Linked DNA regions of Homo sapiens: region 1 is linked to region 2. A link is a loop called in an ENCODE intact Hi-C map of the cell type or tissue named here. Cell type or tissue: gastrocnemius medialis. All regions are shown on one strand.

What was found. Peaks named below come from ENCODE experiments on the same cell type or tissue, not always from the same donor. Only the 100,000 strongest peaks of a DNase experiment are listed, where the experiment ranks them.
Region 1: it touches region 2 in a loop (2.1-fold over the local background); 2 of 110 quality-filtered maps call a loop at or near these places.

What each region holds. Positions count from the first base shown.
Region 1 is chr2:175,853,688-175,857,687 of GRCh38, reverse strand. No RefSeq gene overlaps it. Among named protein-coding and RNA genes, the nearest start is that of LNPK, 150 kb to the left of the region's middle. In gastrocnemius medialis, no CTCF peak of the experiment used is centred here; DNase peaks (open chromatin) are centred at 1,747 and 2,787; H3K4me3 peaks cover 1,277 bases; H3K27ac peaks cover 2,978 bases.
Region 2 is chr2:175,753,208-175,757,207 of GRCh38, reverse strand. The region is part of intron 2 of LOC107985962 (a long non-coding RNA gene); the gene reads left to right. Among named protein-coding and RNA genes, the nearest start is that of LNPK, 250 kb to the left of the region's middle. In gastrocnemius medialis, no CTCF peak of the experiment used is centred here; no DNase peak of the experiment used is centred here; H3K27ac peaks cover 523 bases.

The DNA of each region.
Region 1 (4,000 bases), 100 kb before region 2:
AAGAGTGAGAAGTAGCAAGGTTTCTCGTGAAGAGCGAAAGAACAGAACTTCCACAGCATGGAAGGGAACCCGAGCGGATTGCCTCTATTGGCTGGGGTGGCCAGCTTTTATTCCCTTATTGGCCCCTCCCATGTTCTGTTTCTGTCCTATCAGAGTGCCCTTTTTTCAATCCTCCCTGAGATTGGCTACTTTTAGGATCCTGCTGATTGGTGCATTTTACAATCCTCTTGCTAGCTACAGAGCACTGATTGGTGCATTTTACAATCCTCTTGTAAGACAGAAAAGTTCTCCAAGTCCCCACTCAACCTAGGAAGTCCAGCTGGCTTCACCTCTCAGTAGCAAACAAGCAAAATTATTAGAAATCTTACATTTCTATGTAACTATTTGTTTTCAAAGTGCTTTCAAAACTAAAGACACAAACACCCTATTCACTGGCTCCTCCCTACAAATCTTCAAGACAAGTAGAAGTATGAATAACTCCCATTTACAAAAGTGTAAACTGAGGCTCAGATAGATGAACTGATTTGTTCAGGCTTCTGAATGCAGAAAGTGGTGGAGCCAGCTTTTGAATCCAAGGTTTCTTACCAGCCCATCCTCCATTTTTCCTCTTCCACTTCCACTGAACTCTTTCTACCCCTTTTTTCTCCCTTCCTTCCTTAAATTTTTACTTGCTCTTTCCATTAATCAGTGTCAACTAAATGGCCTCTTTTGGCTGTTCTGTCCTAGCCTTTGCAGAAATAGGTACATTTGCCACCATGAAACACAAATAATTTACCACTTTACTAACCTAAATGCTGGCAAGCCCTTACCAGCTGGGTGTATTCACTTGTCAGTGTCTTTACAGAGAAATGTGGTGGAAACTCTGAAAAATGTTTTGCTTAATTAGGCTGTTTTATGAACATTTCTTTCACTCTATGAATTTTCCTAACTCTTGATTTTGTAAAGCTAAAAATAACTTCACCGATAATCATGCCATATGGATGTGGGGTGCACTTTTTCTTTTCTTTTTTCCCCTCAAAGGACACATGTAACCACCCACAAAAAGAGGGCTGAGATCTCTGCTGTTTGACAGAATGGTAAGGGAAGATGCTTGTATAATTTGAACCCTAAACATATTTAACTGAAATAATGCGAGACTGGCTGTTCTGTTTATCCAGCAGAAAGAGAGTGCTTTTTCATTTCTTTAGTTAATTTGATTCATGTAAATTGCTTATTCTCCAAAATCCATCCAGCATTAAATGTGAAATAATTGTCTAAACTACAGAATGATCCAGATAACTATTTAACAAGCTCTTTCCTTCTAGAGCTTACACATATGCAGGAGGAAAAAAGTTTTTCCCTTATATTATTCGTATAACTTTAAAAAGTCTTTGCAGTGCTTTATCATCCACCCATATTTGGTCACCCACAGAGCTTTGGGCATAGAGACTTAGCTACACAGAGCACAGAGGTAGTAGATTTGTTCTGCTTTCAAAGAGGTTCACAGCAGTATTATATTTTTGTGTGTGTTCATTCTTCAAACCTACTGTTTTCTCCTTCCCCAGTAGTGGGCAAGAGGGCATTTCTTAGCTTCCCTTCTTTAAGTGTCTGATCAGGAAGTCCTTAAGGTGAACGATGTACTCCCACCAGCCTGCCAGTAAATGTGAACAGTCTTCGTCTGCCAGCTGCCTGCTGAAGTGATTTAGCTGCTGTGTGCCTGGACCCAGAGCTCAGAACAGGAGCTGGGCAACAACTGAGTCTAAAAATAAGCTGGCAGCCACATTCCAAGTGCTAGGCTATGGCTGAGTCACCCCTTGCAGCATTTCAGCAGGAGCACGGCTGGGCATGTGTGGCTGCATTTTGTACCTGCCAACCTCTATGGGGAGTTCTTTTCTCCATGCCATGCTTCTCATACAAGTCATGGTGCACAGGAAAAACAATGTTGGAATACCGGGGTTGATTTGGTGAAGTTCTAACCTGAGATAATGTATTAGTCCTTATGCAGGAGGGGAAGGAAGGTCAGCCTTTTCTTATATTATCTTAATAGACATAGTCCATGAAAGCTTCCAGGGCTAATTGTGGTGAAAATGTGCCAGGTAGACCCCTTTCATGCCAACCATAATTAATAGTGTTATAGTCTTCAAGGCCATAATGCTCATCAGTTATTAATTAGCAATTCATTTTGTTGAATAAATAATACTTATGATTGATGATAGAACTTGTAATTGGGCACTAGAAATGGCTCCCCTGGGACTGGCTTACCAGCAAGTATTAACCGCGACATGGTAACGACAAACACAGAGGATCGTGCAGGAAAATCCAAGTTAAACAATTGTAACACAGCCAAGGTATTCCTTCTCAACAGGAGAAAAATCTGTCCTGATGTGTATTCTGGGCTAGAGTGTGTTAATGGTTTCTGGCCACACAGTGTTTGGGTTTTCCATTTCCTCTTAAGTTTGTAATCAGCCACCCTATTTTTTTTTTTTTCCAAAAAGCAAATTGTTCTTTGCAAGACAATTCTATTGACTTCAAATTACTCTTGCTATAGGTCCTTTCGAAGTATCGTCATGACATGTACACACAGACTTGAGGGAAAAAAGTGCTTTTCTGAAAAAGTAATGATTGAAATTTTTATTTTAAATGATTCCTTAGATTGAATTCACTTTAGATTAACAGATTTTCCTGCCCAATTGATTTTCTGGCATCCATGCAGTGATCCAGCAGAGATAAAATGGGGGTTCATTTAGTCCATGGCTCCAAGGAAAAGTGAGAGCCTGGCAAAGAGAGCCAGCAAAGCTTCTTTCTCGCCTGCTCGGTTGGAGCAGGACAACTGGAGCCGGTCAGCTGCTGACCAGATGCTGCCTTCAATTAATATTCCAACCCTCAAAGACATTTATCGCTTACTCTCGAAAGCAGAGCAGCTGAGTAATAAAGGGAACCACTAAAGCTGTTTTTTTTTCAAGAGCATTTATAATGGCTAAATTGCTTGAAATAAATTAGCACGAAAAATAAACATAGTTTGTACAGTATCTGTAAAACAAATTTCCAATCTTGGGAAAATAGAGCGACAAAGTGGGAGCTTGCATTTAACAAGCACATGCAATATGCTTCATTAAGATGGCTTTTTTTAAAAAAAAAAAAAATTTTAAAAGGGTTAATAAACTCCAAGATATCATTGCCAGTTAAACAGGTCCTGCACCATTTTAAGGGAAGTAAGAGGCTACAAAGGAGACAGTTAAAAAGAAACCAAGAGACTGTGTTGTAATGCTAACAGGCAATTAACAAACTCATGGGTGTTAATTATCTTCATACTGTATCATGTTCAATTAGCTTAGTCTCTGCAACAAAGGCAACGATGAACAATTGCTTTGATAGGCGTACAGTACTTCATTTGTAGTTAATCGGTTTAAGCCCTGCAGTTGCTAGGTTACCTTGGTCTCCAGAGGTAAAAAGCTGTACAGATGCACTATGTTTAAATGACTACAGAGAACTGTTTAAACTCAAACCATGTATAACTCTTTATTGATTTTTCACAGAAGATCTCAGCTCTGATGATAAGGTTTTGATATATTTTCCTGCTACAGCCAGTTCCTTAGAGTATTGCAGAAAAAAATCTGTCAATATGCTTCTATTATGATCTCTTGATCTGTGCCTATAAAAACCTTTAGCCGCAAACCTTATTATAAATAATGGAAGAAGCAATATCTGATTTTTTTTTTTCACACTGTACTACATGAAGATTTTTTTTCTTCATTGCCTTTGGATCCAAATTACAGGGCTTCTTTCTGTACCGGTGCTTTAAAATAATAAAGAAGAATTTCTAGCTCTAATTAATTTGATTGACTCTCAGCAGGACGGGATCAGCTGTAGCATCATGAACTTTAACAATAACTACCAATTGATGGGCAGTTCACATCAATAAGACCATCACTAGCCTCTCTCTCACCTGTCACCAGGCGGGGAGTGAGCAATAACCAGACCCCCACAGATGCTCCCCGCTTAGCGCTTTCTGCCCTATTAG
Region 2 (4,000 bases):
ACCATCTGAGATGTTTTTCCAGCTTGCCATTGATCTGTTATTGGAAACTGAGTGTTCATGGGATTGCCCAGATAAGCAACACTGCATGACCCCATGGTGCCACAGGAGCCTGAGTCCAGGCTCTGTCACGTACTAACATGTTACTTTCCACATCTTTAAGCCCTGCTTTCCTCTCTGTAAAATGTAGGGTTGGAAACGGAGATGAAGTTGAGATTCATTACATGCAGTATGTAAACTGCTTAGCTCCGTGTCTGGTACCTGATAGGTACTAGAAACATGTTTTCTTCCTTTTCTGATACCACAAGTGTCCTGTTTGCTGCTCCTCTTTTTATTGGGTTCAGAATTAGAAAGCAAATTTACTAAGTCCCTTGATTCAGATTCAGTCCCCACACCCAGAATACTCACTCAGGATGTTGAAACGTAAATATAACCCCCACTCTCTGAAGTGGCAGCCAGGAACCTTGGAAAGGTCTCCAAATTCAGAGATACAAAAGCATATGTACTACATATTCCCAGGAATATCTTTGGAAACAGCCTTGGATATTTACCTAGGAAACCAACTTATAGTTTCCCTAGATAAATATGCTAACTAATTCTAATGACACTCTTGGGCCACACTTGTTTTTTGTTTTTGTTTTGTTTTTTAAAACAGATTTCTCTACCTAATTGTATTTTTGCTCAGGCACGTCCAGATCAGTTTGAGCTGGGTAACAGAGAGAAACACAAGAGGAATTTGTCTCTGAAAATTCACAATGTGGAAAATTTACTTGCAGCTAATAAAGAGGAGCTTCAGTGAGAAAAAAAAAAATGCTCTGGGGATTTCAGATATTTCCCTCCTCTTCTTTTGATCTTCAACGTCAAGTTCATGTTAACCTCGACTTTTGGTACACTTTTACTAATGAAATACCTACATATGTGCTGAGGACTGGCCTGGAGTGTTAAATTTATGGTGTAACCATTATTCTTTGTGTTAGCTGGGTATGGAAGAATGCCTGTTTTAGTGCATCAAGGACATTTGCACTTTGCCTCATTTTAAATACAGTCAGCCCTCTGTCTCTGTGGGTTCCACATCCGTGGTTTCAAGTAAGCTCTGTTCAAAAATATTCAGAAAAAAGTCTGTAGTGAACATGTATGATATGAGAGTATATGCTTAGGTTACATGCAAATTCTACACCATTTCATTTCAGGGCCTTGTGCATCCTCAGATTTTGGTATCTGAGGGAACTCCTGGAGCCAATCCCTCATTGACACTGAGAAATTACTGTACTGTTTTATTTGAGCCGGGTTAGTCATAGCTTAGTTAAGGTCCTTTTTCTGACTGGGTTCAAAGCCCACAGCTCTGGCCAAGGACTCAGACCTACCCTGAGTCCCAGTGATAAAGACTCTTTAAACTACTTTGGTGGTGATGATTGCATCACAGTGTGAATGTGCTTAATGCCACTGAAATGAACACTTAAAAATAGTTAAAATGGTAAATTTATGTTATGTGTATTTTACCATAATAAAAATATGCTAAAAAATGCAATATATGATCCTCCATTGAACTGTGAACCAAGAAAAAAAAGTTATAAAGGACATTTTTAGGATAGTTGATAAAACTTGAATACGAACTATAGATTAAATAATAGTAATGAATCAATATTAAAGTTTAGTGATTTTGACAATTGTTAAAAAACAAATAAGCAAAAACACTTTGGCAGAAAGGCAAGACAAAAGCTGAAATATTTCTAGCTGAAAGGAAAGTGCAGGAAGTAAGAGGCTGGGCCTGGGATCACCCAGCATGAAGGCTGAAGTTTGCAGGAGTCATGTGGATGAGAAGGAAAGCAGAAGGGGACTGGTCACCAGGAAACCTGAGATAAAGGGTGTGTGGAGGGAGGTGATTCCACCTGGCCCAATGTGTGTCAATCCCAGCTGCTGTGTATCAGCCATGTGCTATCATGTTCTTTGTACCTAGTTTTAGTGAATTCAGAATTTTTCTTTTCTACATTTTGCAATTACCATCTGCATCAATGCTGGATTACTTTGTGAACATTACCATCTCGCTTACGTGTAGAAAACAGTATGAAGAGCTGTAGATTGCTTCAGAAAAGTCTAAGCCAGGTTACAGTTGTTGAAAAACTCTTGATTTATTGTATGATACCATATGGTAGTTGAATTTCATGAATTTAGACTCCACTAACTCAAAATTTATAAAAATGGAGGCAGAGATCTTCCTGATTTGTCTTGTATTTAAAGAAAGAAAAAGTATCTATGAAGCAGATAAATAATGGAAGTTGGTCTGCAGATCAACCTCATTAGGAAGGCATGCTGTTCCCCGTACTTGAGAAGCAAAAATTTACTCACAAAGTTATTAGTATGCTAATTAAAATACATTATTCTCTATTCATCAAAATAAGTCTGCAAGCATTCCACTCCCAGTCATTTGTAAGCCTCTCTCCTTTACTGAGTGTAATAGTTTTTTATTTTATAGGATATTTCTTTTTAAATATTCCATAATTCATACTAAGCTATCCTTCATTTGTCTAAATCATTAAGTATTTTGTCTTACACTGAAATGTTTAGTGAGTGGTTTATGAACAGACTATTTTCAAAGAGTTCTAGGATGTGGCCTTTCTTTTCTAATGGAATAAATTCATTTGATATAGAGATAAATCCAGATAATGTAGGAGATTATGTTAAGGAAAAGGCAGCAAAACTGAGAAAGGTAAAACAGGATGGGAAGGAAGTAACCCATGTTGAGGTGATGAAATAAACGCTAGAGAGTTAGTGAAAACCATAGATTATAAATATTTTGGTAATTTAAGAACGTACCAGTGAAAAGGAAATAAACTACCAGGCAAGAATGAGAACAGTGTCTCTAATAGCACTGTCAGTCAGAGTGATAATTTTAGGGGAAAGTGTTTGGTCACATACCTGGTGGTTCCCTGAGATATCACATTGCAGACTCCATTTTCATCCTGAGTAATGGAGCGCAGATGAGTGTTTTGGATGGTGGCAAGGGATAGAGAGGATTACATAAAGTGGTGTTATTGCAAAACTCAGTGCAGAGGAGATGTGTTCCAGTCACCCAGCTCCCATTCTGGAGGCCAGAAAAAGCTAAAATACTTCATAACCAAATGCTTAAGTCAATGCAAATGTTGGATAGGCTGACAGATGTCAAAGCCCTCTCTTCCTCACTGAGTGAATAGTGAACCACATGTGATAAAATGAGGACCAGATGGTACTGAAACGAGTGTCTCTTCTCAGGAATATGTGTGTGTGTGTGTGTGTGTGTGTGTGTGTGTGTGTGAATACAGTTGACCTTTGAATAACACAGGGTTTAAGGATGTTGACCCTGATATGGTTTGGCTCTGTGTCCCCACCCAAATCTCATCTCAAATTGTAATTCCCATGTGTCAGGGGACAGACCTGGTGGGAGGTGATTGGATCATGGGGGCAGTTTTCCCAATGCTGTTCTCTTGATAATGAGTGAGTTCTCATGAAAGCTGATGGTTTTCAAATATGACACTTCGCTTGCTGTCTCTCTTGCTGCCTTGTGAAGAAGGTACTTGCTTCTCCTTCTCCTTCCACCATGATTGTAATTTTCCTGAGGCCTCCCCATCCATGCAGAACTGTGAGTCAATTAAACCTTTTTTAAAAAAAATAAATTACCCAGTTTTCAGTAGTTCTTTATAGCAGTGTGAAAACTGACTAATACAAACTCCTGTGCAGTAAAAAATCTTCATATAACTTGAGACCTCTCCAAAACTTAACTACTAATTGCCTACTGTTGACTGAAAGCCTTACCAATAACATAAATAGTCAATTAACACATATTTTGTATGTTATATGTATTATATACTGTATTCTTACAATAAAGTAAGCTGGAGAAAAGAAAATATTTTAGGAAAATCATAAGGAAGAGAAAATATATTACTATCTATTAGATGGAAATGGTTTATCATAAAGGTCTTCATCTTTGTCAACTTCATGTTAAGTAGGCTGAAGAGGAGAAAGAAGA